3 separate regions of the Homo sapiens genome follow, and all the other regions are linked to region 2. The links are chromatin contacts, found by Hi-C in ENCODE. All regions are on one chromosome and are shown on one strand. Each heading gives the region's core, a stretch centred on a gene start or an enhancer-like site at or near the end of the contact. The rest is flanking DNA. Distances are from core to core; before and after follow the strand shown. Region 1 holds the start of LSM14B (LSM family member 14B). Region 2 holds the start of CSTF1 (cleavage stimulation factor subunit 1). Region 3 holds the start of PSMA7 (proteasome 20S subunit alpha 7).

Region 1 (4,508 bases), core at 813-3,312, 5.7 Mb after region 2:
CTCTTCTGCTTCCTGTGTCCCCTTCCTTAAACTCATCACTGTTCTCTTACTGGCCATTGCCGGGCTCTGGTGGGAGCAGGTTGGCTTCACCTTTGTGAAGAGACAAGAGACAGTGTGATGCGGCCCCAAGCCTGTGGAGGATGCCACCAGGCCAGACTGCAACTTCTCTGCGTGACTCCCCCGTGCTGGGCCTCTGTTTCCCCTTCTGTCAAATGGGGAGTCACAGCGTCTACCCTGCAGGGCAGGTAAGATCTTCTTATTATAGTCAGAAACACATTCTAGGTCCTTACCAAGTCCACACTTACACAAACAGGTGAATTAAATATTTCACAAAATAATACTTACTTTCACCATGCGAGATACTATTATTTTCTTTTTTTCCTTTAGAAATAGGGTCTTGCTGCCACCCCTGCGTGCAGTAGTCCAATCACAGCTCATTGCAGCCTCCAACTCCTGGGCTCAAGTGATCCTCCCGCCTCTGCCTCCACCTCCCCAGGAGCTGGAACTACAAGTATGTGCCCCCACACTCGCCCAATTTTTTTTAAAGTTTTTTTTTTTTTTGTAGAGATGGGGTCTCCATATGTCGCCCAGGCTGATCTCAAACTCCTGGCCTCCAGTGATCTTCCCGCTTCGGCCTCCCAGAGTGCTGAGATTACAGGCATGAGCCACCCACCACGCCATCTGATATCTTCTAGCTTATTCTATTTCATTTTTATTATTATTTTTCTTGAGACGGGGTCTAGCTCTGTCGCCCAGGCTGGAATGCAGTGGTGAGATCTCTGCTGACTGCAATCTTCACGTCTCAGGCTCAAGCGATTCTCCTGCCTCAGACTCCCGAGTAGCTGGGGATTACACGTGTCTGTCACCACGCCCGGCTAGTTTTTTTGTATTTTTAGAGTAGAGACAGGGTTTCACCATTTTGCCCAGGCTGGTCTTGAACTCCTCACCTCAAGTGATCCGCCCGCCTCCGCCTCCCAAAGTGTTGGGATTACAGGCGTGAGCCACCGCGCCCAGCCTATTGCATTTTTATAGTCACCACCCACTACTTTTTTTTTCCAGGACCCAATATTGGTCCGTGATCTGATGATGTTCACGGTCAAGACGGAAGCAAAAAAAGCACACACCGCGCGCCCTCGGTCACTAATCACGCGGAGTATACGCGAGGAGGGCCCGCAGCTAAGCGACGGCGGGCGGCCGAGCTTCCTCCACGGCCGGGGAGGTGGGCAAGGCCTCCGGGCCGCAGCCCCGGGTACGAGCGGAGGCTCCGAGGCCCCCGGTAGCCAGTCAGAATTTATTTTAAGGGAAATGGAAAGCTGCGGCAGGCTTTGGGAGGAGGGGCAGGATTAAAAGAGAAAGTGTGCTCAGCATGTTATATTTAGAGGCTGCCACGCCGGAAGCGCCGCCTTCCCGGGAGCTGCCGCCGCGCCCGCCCCCCGCCGGCACCTGGGCACTGGGGCGGGAGTCCCGGGGCTGCCCGGGAACACCCGGCGCCCAGGGCCTCCGCCACTCCCCGGTCCCCCATGAGGGTGAGGGCTATAGGCGCATCTGGCCCAAGATAGGGGAGTCGTCCGGACCCCACTTCTGTAGGAGGGGAAACTGAGGCCAAGGGGGCAAAGCCCCCGTGTTCGCGGCGCCCAGGGTCCGGGGCGGCGCCGGCACGCGCGCGGGCGGGGCCTGGCGCTCCTCCCCGGTCCCGCCCACTGAGCGTGCAAACCGCAGCCGCCCGCCCACGCGCACGCGCGCTCCTCCCGGGCCGCTTCCCACCCCTCCCCCCGCCCGCTCAGTCTCGTGCTCCCAGCTCCGCGAGGGGCCCGCCGGGAGCCGGCCGAGGGTGGGGCGGATCGCCGGGGAGACCCGCCCCCGGCCAGCGGCGCCTTGCTGCGCAGGAACGACGCGAGGGCCCGCCCCCCAGCTGGCGGCCCGGCCATATTTAAAGGACGGCGGGCGCGGCGAGCCAATGGGCGGCGAGCGTGAAGGGGCGGTGCGTGGCGGTGCGTGGCGGCGCGAGGCCCCGGATGTGGCTGCGGCGGCCCCTCCTCCCCCGCGCTCCTCTCAGAGCCCCAGTCGCGCGCCCCTTCTTGGTTCGCTCGGTGCCCGCGCAGGCCCCTCGGGCGGTGGCGAGGAGGCGCCCAGGCGGAGGCGGCGGCGGGCGGAGGAGCGCAGGAGCGGGCGGCCAGGCCACCGCGCGGCGGCGGAGCGGGCCGCGGCCCGGCGCTCCTTCCCCACCGCGGCCCGACGCACCCCGGCCGCCGCCATGAGCGGCTCCTCAGGCACCCCGTATCTGGGCAGCAAGATCAGCCTCATCTCCAAGGCGCAGATCCGCTACGAGGGCATTCTCTACACCATCGACACCGACAACTCCACCGTGGCGCTCGCCAAAGGTAGCGGCCGCCGCCCGCCCGAGCCCGCTGACCCCCGTCCGCCAACAGCCCCGGCCTGCGGTGCCCTCCCCGCCCCGGGGCGCCCCGGAGCCTGGCGCCCAGACCCCGCCCAGAACCCACCCAGGGCACACCCGGCCCGAGATCCCCTGCCCGCGCCTTCACCCCGGACGCCCCCGAGGCGCCCCCTTCCCGCGCGCCACCCTCCCCCAGCGTAGCCGGCCGCACAATGGTCTCCCTGGGCTCCCAGGGCGGCGGGATTGTGCGCGGGCGCCCGGCGGTGTTTGGTGAGGGGCGGGCCCGGCCCCCGCGGTGCCGCCCCCTCGGCCGCCCAGCCCACCTCTGCAGGTGCCAGCTCCGAGGAGCAGGGCGGCTCCCGTCAGCGGGCCTCCTCCCCGCCAGCCTGGGGGGATCCCTGCGGGGGAGCCTCGAGGTCGGGTGGCGGGGCCAGTGTCCCGGCGTCTCCCGAAGGCTGGGGGTGGGGTCACAACACGCGAATCCTGCAAGCCTTTCTGGAACTTATTAGACAGCTGGGGCCTTGATCCTGAACAAATACCGCGTCCTAATGCGGCCTCCTGCCAAGGCAGAAGCATCCGTTGGCAGCCAGATGCCCCGGTTTAAACGGTTCTCCTGCTCTATCCTGACCTTCCCACTGTGGGGCTTACCTTTTGGTGACAGCCGCCTGTGGGTGCTCGTAACCGGCTGTGGCCGCTGGAGGACTTACAGGAGGGGGGCTCTTTAGAGTCAGAATCTCTGAGGTTGTTGAGGCAGCGGGTGGTCCAGAGTTTCTTTGTCTTCATCACCCAGAGAAGACGGGGAGTGCACTTCCCCTGCCTCTCAGAGAAAAGTGCCCGTGGAGCCACGTCTGCCTAAGCCCGTGTGTGTGCTGGATCTGGCGCTAGGCTCCCAGGGGTTCTTGAAGTGTCTAGACGCGTCTGAAACGCTGCTTAGGTCACAGGGAACTTCATGTGTAGAAGAACGCACTCATTCCAAACAGGGAGTGTCTCCTTTTGAAGCCCGTCTCCTGCGTGGCTTCAGGAGCTTGTTGAGTATGCCAGGGCTATGCACTCACTTGCAGCCATGGAACCTCACTACACTTATTACAGGAGAGCCCAGTTAGAGAAGCTGAGGCCCAGAGTAGGCCCAGGAGTTAGCAGGAGTTGTGTCTTACCAGTTAGAGGCTGCTGTCCCACCCACCTCTGCCCCTAGAGGCTTGCTAGAAAGAGACTTGGGCGCTCCTGGAAGCCTGCTGGTTAGGGGTTAGTAGACTCAATTCCTTATAGATGCGGAAGCCGGGGTCAGAGGTCCATAATCCTGGGACCCTGTCTCCCTTTGTTTTCTGTTACAGCTGTTCCAAGGTTTGTTATGGATAGAAGGGTAAGGGCAACACTCGTCTAGATTCCTTTGTGAGAAAACTGCCTCCTCAGGCGCAATGTGCGGTGAGGCTTTGGGCATAAAGCAGCCGGCTGGCTGTTGGATCTACAGAGTCAAACGTGAACAGGGAGGCCTTACGAAGCAAGCCTTGTTTTGCTGAGAGCTCTGTACGTTGGTGCCTTCGCACATCAGACTGTCAGTCTGTGAAATTGTTCCTTGTCATCTTTGTGATCTAGAGCTGTCTGTTGTCTGGAGCTTCACCAATTGGTGCATTATCAGCACTGTCCATTGAAAATCGGGGCATTAAGTAGTTGTTGAAATGTGGACCTGGGGTGCTGTGTTGTGGCTCTGAGCAAGTGTCGCCGTCTTTTGGAAGGCTTGGGAGCAGTGGTGTCAGGGTTGATTGAACTGGCTGAGGACAACAATAACGCTTCTCTTTCTCCACTCATAAGTGAGGTCCTTTGGCACTGAAGACCGTCCCACAGATAGGCCTGCGCCCCCCAGAGAGGAGATTTATGAGTACATCATTTTCCGAGGAAGTGACATCAAGGATATCACTGTGTGTGAACCTCCGAAAGCTCAGCACACACTCCCGCAGGATCCCGCCATTGTTCAGGTAAGTGTGCCACTGTCCCTCTGTGCATGCTGTAGGAGATGCTGGTTTCCATTTGGAGCTTGGTGGCATGTTTGGTCAGAACGCTCAATGTGAGGAATAACCTTTTTTTTTTTTTCTTTGAGGCAGCGTCTCGCTGTGTC
Region 2 (4,259 bases), core at 944-3,443:
CATGCACCACCACGCCCAGCTGATTTTGTATTTTTAGTAGAGACAGGGTTTCTCTATGTTGGTAGGGCTGGTCTGGAACTCCCGACCTCAGGTGATCCACCCACCTCGGCCTCCGAAAATGCTGGGATTACGGGCATGAGCCACCGCGCCCGGCCTTCACTGAAGTTTCTTATCAAATATCCCCGCACTCTGGCCTGGGCAATGGAGTGAGACCCTGTCTCAAAAAAAAAAATTAAGATTACCATTTTACAATTAAGCAAATAATTCCATGATGAAGCCAGGCCCAGACTACAGGCTGCAGCCCTTATAAAAAAACAGTGGGTAAGTAAAAGTTGATAAACAGCAACAAGGAAATGCACACTTGTGTTAATCAAATATTTAATTTCACACATGCTCTAATGCTTTACTTCCCTTACAATTCTAAGTAGCAGTCTAATGAGATCACATAGGCCTAACAACATTTATTCAACATTCTTCTGACAGAAGCTACAGGCATTTGCTCCAATTTATTCTACCTTTCTTTCTAGGGAAATTGAATAACAAGCAGAATGGAATAAGATTCTAATCCAGAATTCTGGAGACAACGCCAAGGAGACTGCCCTTCAGGTGACTCTAATCTGCAACCAGATTGAAGAACCAGATGACTTTCACAGGATCCATTCAGTTCAAACCAGAAGTCCTACTATTTTGAATAGAAAAGCTGTTAGGCTAATAGCGCAGGAGGTTTATACGGTTTATTCCTTCCTCCCTCAGACCTGTGCATGTCTGCAGAGATGAAGGGAAGGACGAACTGAGTAGGTTGCTGAAAAACGTTTAATTCAAGGGACAAGGAAGGTTACGGAAGAGGAAGAGACATTACGAGAGTTAAGGACAGTGGCTACGTCTACCTCAGCCGGATGGTTCTTAGAAATGGAGACTCTGAGGCCTAACCCCAGGTCTAAAAAAACAGATTCTGCATTTTAACGTCCCCAGACGATTTGTATGCACCGGTCTGCATCCCTAGTTCTCAATGAAACCTAAGAATCATCTGGAGAGTTTGTTAATAACTAGACACCTGGGTCCTACCCCTCAGAGATTCTGATTTACCGGGCTCTCGGTGGAGCTATATGTTTAACAAGCACTGCAAGTTATCCCGGTACAACTGCTCCAAGGTCTACGGTCTGAGAAGTACGGACCGGGAAGGCCTCTGCAAGGAGGTTCTCATTCATCAATTCACCCACTCATCCAGCCAGGACAAGGGCCTTCTTAGGCTATTCTATCTAAAGCGGCCCCCGTTAAACCGCACTCCTGCTTTTCCTCTGTAACACCCACCCCAGCTGCAAGTTCTCCGTACGCTTACCGTCTGTCTCCCCACCCACTAGAACGTGAACTCCAACACAGCAGAGACCTTCTGTGCTTTTCTTACCCAGGTGATCTCGGAGGACAAAATCCAATCTGAAGCCCACCCACCCCTCCCGCGCATGTCAACACCACTCAACAAACCCCTTGTACCTCTAGCTGTAATAAGTAACAAGCAGTATCCTACAGGGCGCCTCGGTGCCCAGGAGCGGATGCAAAGGCGCTGGGCGGGCACAAGGCAGCGCCAAGGACACTCAGGGACGGAGGAACCGACAGGGGACTTGACGCTCCGCCACTCCGACCAGCCGCCCCTTGTCCCCGCCGTCCTCGTCCGCCACTGAGATATCCCCCACGGTCTACCCACCCGTCGGCTCCCACCTGCGACCCAAGGACCCAAGTCTTCCAAGAGCTCAGCCGTTAGAATTCAAAGGTTCTTCTTTTTAAATAGGAGTTAAACCCTCTAGCTAGAAAGCCGATTGGCCTGCGCTCGAGCGAGGCTGCCTTGTGATTGGTTGACAACAAACCCGACGCCTTGAGTCGCGTTTAAGGGCGCACACCGCGCGCAGGCGCACTTGCTCCCTAAGAACCCGGAAGTGGTGGAGCCAACGGCCAGCCAGACCTGTGGCAGTCCCAGCCCCAGGGTGCTCTCCGCGGTCGGCCATTTATCGGTGAAGCAACAGCCCCTTGACGTCAAGCTTGACGCATTGGAGATAAAGTCCAAGGAGGTGAACTAACCTTTGAACGTGCCAGTAAGTAAGATGGCGAGAAAAGCAAGAGAGAGTGGGACCGATCGATAGCGCAGCGGTCGGCTTGGCGCCCTTTCAGCGTGCGCAGTGAACGTGCGCTCGGAGCGGTAGATTGGGCAGGATTCGCGCCTCCATTTTTCCAGGAGAGAGCGGGATACCAAGAGAACCGGACCAGCTGGTACTGGGACACGGGGAGAGTAGCTGGTGCGGTCGGCTGGGGCATTTAGAGAAAACCACAGAAACGACTGGGGCGAGACTGGAAGAGTCGAGAGTTAGCAAGGTGGCATGCGCCTCTACTTTGCGTTTCCTAAGTTGCCCGGCTTGGCCTGCACCCCTTCCTCTTCTCGAAGGGCCTCGCTTCCATTCCCACCCAGTCCTTAGTTCGCCTCTGCATCCAGATGGTCGCGGCGCATATAGTGAGGGGGCATCTGTGTTCTAGCCTTTCCAACTGCGATGTATCCGGTCCTGGATCGGGTTCTTGTCCTCGTGTGCTCACCTGCAAATTGGGGATAATTAGGCTTCTGTTTACCTGGCGAGTGAACGTTCTGTGGGAGTTGAGAAGTTAGGGGTGGGCCACTTAAAATATATATATATATACACACACACACACATATACATATATATACACACACATATGTGTGTGTGTGTGTGTGTATGTACACCCGGGATGTGCTCAGCAGAAGTGAAGAGACCGGATAGAACAGTGGTGTAGGGGAACCAAAAATGGCTTCCCTCCATCCTTCCAGGTACCTTATTAGGACTAAGAGTTAAATTCACATAAGACGAATTAACAGATTACTGCAGGGTAAACAGGATGTGCATGTAAAGCATTGAGCTAGCATACGGAAATTATTCGAGTCATATTAACCCAACGTTAACAGTAGAATCTCTCATCAACTTTTCTTTGCCAGACTACCCACTTGTGATTTTCATTCTTTATTGGTACTTAAGAATCTCCCATTTTTTTCGGGTAACTGAACATTGTCCATGGGAGAAAAACGATATTTAATTACGTACAGGAGTCCCACAAAATACGAGACTAAAAGTTGAAGTCAGATGATTAAAGCCTACATGGCATCCTGAGCTACTGAAAGGAATGAATAGAGAATTGGGGGCGGGGGGCGGGAAGCAGCTCTAACACAAGTTATGGGACGGTGAACGGAGGAAATGTATGGTGAATCAAGTTTGTTATGCAGACAGAATAGGTGATCTTCTGGGTGGTGTCAGCCTCTAATCTCTCATGTGATCCGAGTTAATCTTCCCTGGTTTATAAGGATTCGTGACAATTGAGGTATTTTTGGAGGGTCAGACTTTAGGCAGGTAAGGAAAGCACAGGGAAAGCCTCTTCCCGCCTGCTGTTCTCCAGGTGCCCTCAGTTCAAGGTAATCAGCCCGCCAAAGCATCTTGTTTTGGGCTGGCATTTCCTGAACTCCTTCAGTGGTTAAGCTCAGGGATCTGGAGTTGGCAATTCTGGTGTGCTTTAACCTTGGACAAGTAACTCAGCCACTTTTTACGTTGAGTAGGTGTCCTGACCTCCTTGAACCCATTTCATCATCTTTATTTGTGTCCCAGGATTTTCTACTCAAGCATAGACCTACTATGTTCATGTACTACTTCATATACTTGAATACATTGAATGATTTTATTCAGTGAACTGATGCTTACAAAGTACTTAGCATGACGGTATCTGGCATGCAGGAAGTGCTTAATGTTATTGGTTATTATTAACACCATCAGTGTCATACAGTGTGTAAGAAATCAGGCTCTGGGCCAGGCGCAGTGGCTCGCGCCCGTAATCCCAGCACTTTGGGAGGCGGAGGCAGGCAGATCACCTGAGGTCAGGAGTTTCGAGACCAGCCTGGCCAATATGGTGAAACCCCGTCTCTACTAAAAATACAAAAATTAGCCTGGTGTGGTGGCGGGCGCCTGTAGTCTTAGCTACTCGGGAGGCTGAGACAGGAGAATAGCTTGAACCCAGGAGGCGGAGGTTGCAGTGAGCCGAGATCGCGCCACTGCCCTCAAGCCTGGGCGACAGAGCGAGACTCCGTCTCAAAAAGAAAAAAGAAATCAGGCTCTGAGGTCACTTTTATTCTTTATTGCTGTCCCCAGACACCTGTAGCCTTTTAATCTTGGTCCAAACATACACATACATAAAGGCATTGATTTTTGGTAAGC
Region 3 (4,196 bases), core at 913-3,412, 5.8 Mb after region 2:
AGAGACAGCAAGACCCTGTCCCCTCACCCCACCCTATCCTCCCAAAAAAGTGATACATGGTTCTACTGCCAGGCAGCGAGCAGTAGGAGCAGATCTGAACCTGGGTCCTGGGGGGTACGTACTCCGGGTAGCAGCTCCCACTGGAAGGTGCGTTCACCCACACCCCTTTCTCCTCTACTTGTCTGTCACTGTGGCTGGCACCACATCCTGCAAACCCAGGGGTATTCATCTACTGCTGGTAGAGCTAGCCCAGGCGTGCTCACCTAGGTGCCCAACCTGGGCCTTTCAAATACTGAGATGTAGTTTTAGTTACAACATAGCTAGTAAGTAACCATTATATAATCGGCATGTGTTTCCTTTCAACCCAATGAATCAGTCCCATGCAAAGCCTGGAAGCCTGAGACTTTCACTCAAGTCTGGTGTTCTGAAGGCAGTGTTTCTGTAGTTGTGAAATTATATTGAGCCACAATGCACTGTTTCCTGCACTGTGACATACTCATGTGACAGCCATGAGAAGGGGCCTGATTTGCCGTCAGTGGACAAGGTGTCAAGTGTTATCCCAAACTGTTTATGGCTGATGCTGGAGAAGGATATGGCTGTTATTAAAAGCATGAACAATCACTGACAGTCAACCCGAGTCAAGCCAGAAACAAAGGGAACCATCATTGGGATAAACAGCGCCTCCTGGTTTAGAGCAGGGCTTCTCCAGCTCAGCACTGTGAGCACCTGGGCAGGGGGATCTCCCTGTGCCTGCCGCCCTGAGCACGGGTGGGATATTGAGCAGCGTCCCTGGCCTCTACCCTCCAAATGCCAAGAGCACCTCTGCAAGGTCTTACCACTGGAAAAGTCTCCACACACTGCCAGTGGCTCCGTGTGGGCCCAAAACCATCCCTGGCTGAGAAGTATTGATCTGAAGTGTTTGGGTTTTCTGGGAGCTTTCTCAGGTACTGACTCACTTGACCTTCGACTGACTCGAGGCCCAGAGAAGCTATATGGGTTCGTTAAAGCCAGCGGCGGCCAGCTGGCGGGGGTGGCAGTATTGGGGTGGGTACAGGGGTCAGCCGACTCCTAGTCCTCTTTAAGCTGAGTTAGATCACCTGATGAATACTGGGCCTTCATTTCAAAACAAAGATTCAGAAAATGAAAACAAATCAAAATTTACAGAACCGTGTGTGCTGCTTTCTCTGCCTGCTCAAACCTCTGAATACCAGATGATAAAAGAATAACGATCTCACAGACTGACCAATTAAACTGACACGTCTTGATGGTACGAATTTAAGTTTCAAACAATGTCACTAAGGTCAATGTACACGAGCCCTCGTCAAAACGAAACGGCCGCGTCCAAACCAGTCCTGACCCGGGCGGCTGCAGCCCGGCCCCGGGAAGGCTCCTCCCGGCAGAGTGCGGAGACCTGGGAGGCGCCCGCCACCGGCCAGGCCAGCGAGCCGCTTTGTTCTCGAAGCCCACCTGGGCCTAGAGAATAAGTGTTGCCCCGGAGCGGGTGGGGGTCCCCATAAGGGGGGTTTGAGTAGTTCGCTCCCCAGCCACCCGGCTGCGTGAACAGCCCCCCAGCGAGCGCACGGCCTACCCCCCGCGCTCCGCGGCCCAGAGCGGCCCTCGCCCGGCCTCTGCTCGCCGGGGCGGCGGCGCGACCCACGCGCCCGGCCGGGGCCAGGGGTGCTCAAGATGGCGTCGTCACGGCCCCCGTGCCCGGGGCCCCACGCGAGGCCGGGCCCCAAGCGAGGCGCTGAGTGGGGAGAACGAGCGCTCGCGGCTCACGCCAAACGCCGCCTCTGCAGGCACTCGTGGAGACCGGCAGCGGGGCCCGCGCTCAGCTACAGCCCTGACCGCCCGCGCCGCTGCCCCGCGCACGCCCGCGGGCGCCCACAGCGCCGCGCCCGGCCCCGGCCCTCTCTGGGCTCCCCAGCCCCACTTCCGCCCGCGTCCCCGGCCCCGCGCAGGCCCCGCCGCCTCACCGCGGTCGAGCCCTTCTTGACGGCCTCCTGCGCGTACTCCACTTGGAAGAGGTGGCCGTCGGGCGAGAAGACGGTGATGGCGCGGTCGTAGCTCATGCCGGCGGGCGGCGGCCGGGCTCCTTCCGCCGCGACTCTCAAAAGCGCACACTCACGGCCCGCGCGCACCCGCGACTCCCGGCGCCACTACGCCCGCGCCCCACCCTCGGCGCCGTGTCCTGCGCTGCCGGCGACGGGCGGCGTCAGGCGGCGACGGGCAGCGTCAGGCGGCGTCGGGCGGACGTGATGGCGCGCGCCGGGGCGGGGTCAGGCCGAACCACCGGTGGCCGGGGGTGGGAGGCGGTGCTCCGGCGAGGGCCGGGCGCTGGGTGCGAGGGGGTCGCCGGGGGCCACCGTTCGGCACTGGGCCGCAGACCGTTCTGCAGGGCGGAGCGGCGGCGCCGCGGGCCCGGAGGCGCGGCGACGGCGACGGGGCGGACGAGCCCACGACGCGGCGCCCCCCGCGCTCCCGCCCCCTTCCCCCCCTCCGCGACTGCGGATAATGAGCGCCTCGGGCCGCCCAGCGCAGCCGGAGTATCCACCTCGATGACCACGGGCTGAGCCCCGCGCCGCCACCATGTCCGTGGCCTTCGCGTCTGCCCGGCCAAGAGGCAAAGGGGAGGTTACGCAGCAAACCATCCAGAAGGTGGGCCGGGCCGGAGCGGCGGCGCTGGGCGGCGGGTCTGCGGGCGGGCGCGCGCGGGGACGGGGCGCGGGCAGCTGGCGGGCGCGGGGCGCGAACAAAGCCGGGGCGCAGCCGGGCGGCCGCGAGCCCCGACGGCGGCCCCGTGCCCTTCCCCGCGTCCCACGCCTGCGCGCCGGCGGGCACCCGGCCGTGTGGGGGGCGGTCCCCGGAGAGCCTGCGCCAACTTTGTTGGGGCGCGCGGGTCCCTCGGGCCGGGGCACTGGGCGGTGGGGGCCGGGCGGACGCTGGAGGCTGCCGGCCCCCGAGCGCGCTGTCCCCCGAGTCCGCGGCGCGCGCTGGGAACTGTCCTGGGCTATGCCGGGCGCACGGGGACCCCTCGGGGCCGGAGCCGCGGCGAGGGCTTGTCGCGCTCCGCAGCCAGCTTCGGTGGCGACGGCGGGCGGTACTCGTTTTCTGCGCTCATTTTGGTTAGTGGTGAGGGGCCCGGGTCGGCCTCCGGGCGCACTTGCGACCGCGGGGACTGTGGCCGGGGCTGCCCCTCTTGCTCCTGGAGCGAGGCGCGAACGATGGAGGCACGGAAGGACGCGTCCCGATCCCCATTTGCGGGGCATCGTTACGCAGCCCGGCCCCGTAGGGAGCGCACCGCCCCCTCCGTATCCTCGCGGCTACGCCGGGTTTCAGCGTGACACCCTCGCCAGCCGCCTCGCCTAACAAACTTGACGGATTTGCTCCACAACCTTTCTTCTAGCTCCGTAAGTTCGGCCTTGTGGTTTTCAAGAGACAGCGTTTATGTGGGTTTGGGACACCGTTATCCAAAGCCCTAAGTTTTGAAATTGAGACTTTGTATTTTCTGCTGTTTTTTCTGTAGAAGACAGATTCGGAAGAAAATCAGCATTAGCCATACCCGTTTCAGTTGTCACAACATCTGTTGGAATGACATTGGTTTTTTTTCCTAAACTCTGACTCCGTCTTCACCCTGGTGGGATTGCAGGGATAAACAGTGGTATTCCTAGGTTCCCAGGAGCCGCTTGTCTCCCTAAGGGGGTTCACCTTGACCTTGACTGAGGCTGTTATTCCTTGATGACGTGCCAGTCTCCTGTGGAAGTTGTCCTAAATCTATCGCCTATTTTGAGACTACCTTTGCTGTTGCTAGTTTTAGAAATTTGATGGTCTTAACAAATGAGAACCTTGGCCAACTCTGAACAGGAGAGATTGAGAATAGCAGAAATACAGATTTACAAGTGTGGCATTTTAATTTACTTAGTAAACACTTATGTGGCGCTTACCGTATCCCAGACACTGTTCTAGGGGTTTTATAAATCTTGATTCATCCAATTCTTCATAGAAGCTACTGGCATCCCGTTTAATAGCTAAAGAGGCTGCGGCCTAGGGAGGCCGTGCCTTGCTGGTAAGTGGACACTGAGGCCTAGGGGGGCTAAATGCCTTGCTGGTAAGTGGCACAGCCAGGTGTCGATCCCATACGGTGGCTCCAGGGTCTGCTCTGTTGGTGCCCCTTGATCTGGGAACATTTGGCCAGG

What was found. A loop is a pair of places that touch in the nucleus more often than their neighbours do. Pooled maps may share reads with other maps.
Region 1: a loop to region 2 is called in a pooled map, with 28 times the contacts of the local background. The contact joins the promoter of LSM14B here to the promoter of CSTF1 in region 2. A Hi-C loop is called at or near these places in 2 of 37 single-sample maps with no recorded cell type and 9 of 50 pooled maps.
Region 3: a pooled map shows a loop between it and region 2 (18-fold over the local background). The contact joins the promoter of PSMA7 here to the promoter of CSTF1 in region 2. A Hi-C loop is called at or near these places in 2 of 37 single-sample maps with no recorded cell type and 5 of 50 pooled maps.

What each region holds. Positions count from the first base shown.
Region 1 is chr20:62,120,413-62,124,920 of GRCh38, forward strand. LSM14B (LSM family member 14B) reads left to right here and starts at 2,063. Exons shown (of 9, transcript NM_144703.3): 1 at 2,063-2,381; 2 at 4,205-4,368. The coding sequence starts at 2,255. It overlaps LOC105372706 (a long non-coding RNA gene), which reads right to left and starts at 3,272. Exons shown (of 3, transcript XR_936963.2): 1 at 3,044-3,272. RefSeq lists silencers at 1,122-2,211, 2,372-2,911 and enhancers at 1,575-2,262, 2,263-2,951, 2,952-3,639.
Region 2 is chr20:56,390,452-56,394,710 of GRCh38, forward strand. It overlaps CSTF1 (cleavage stimulation factor subunit 1), which reads left to right and starts at 2,194. Exons shown (of 6, transcript NM_001324.3): 1 at 2,194-2,262. AURKA (aurora kinase A) reads right to left here and starts at 1,764. Exons shown (of 9, transcript NM_198437.3): 1 at 1,717-1,764. RefSeq lists an enhancer at 1,910-2,149.
Region 3 is chr20:62,141,232-62,145,427 of GRCh38, forward strand. It overlaps PSMA7 (proteasome 20S subunit alpha 7), which reads right to left and starts at 2,163. Exons shown (of 7, transcript NM_002792.4): 1 at 1,977-2,163. The coding sequence starts at 2,072. It overlaps SS18L1 (SS18L1 subunit of BAF chromatin remodeling complex), which reads left to right and starts at 2,538. Exons shown (of 11, transcript NM_198935.3): 1 at 2,538-2,658. The coding sequence starts at 2,590. RefSeq lists silencers at 1,365-2,004, 2,045-2,754, 2,875-2,934, 2,965-3,014.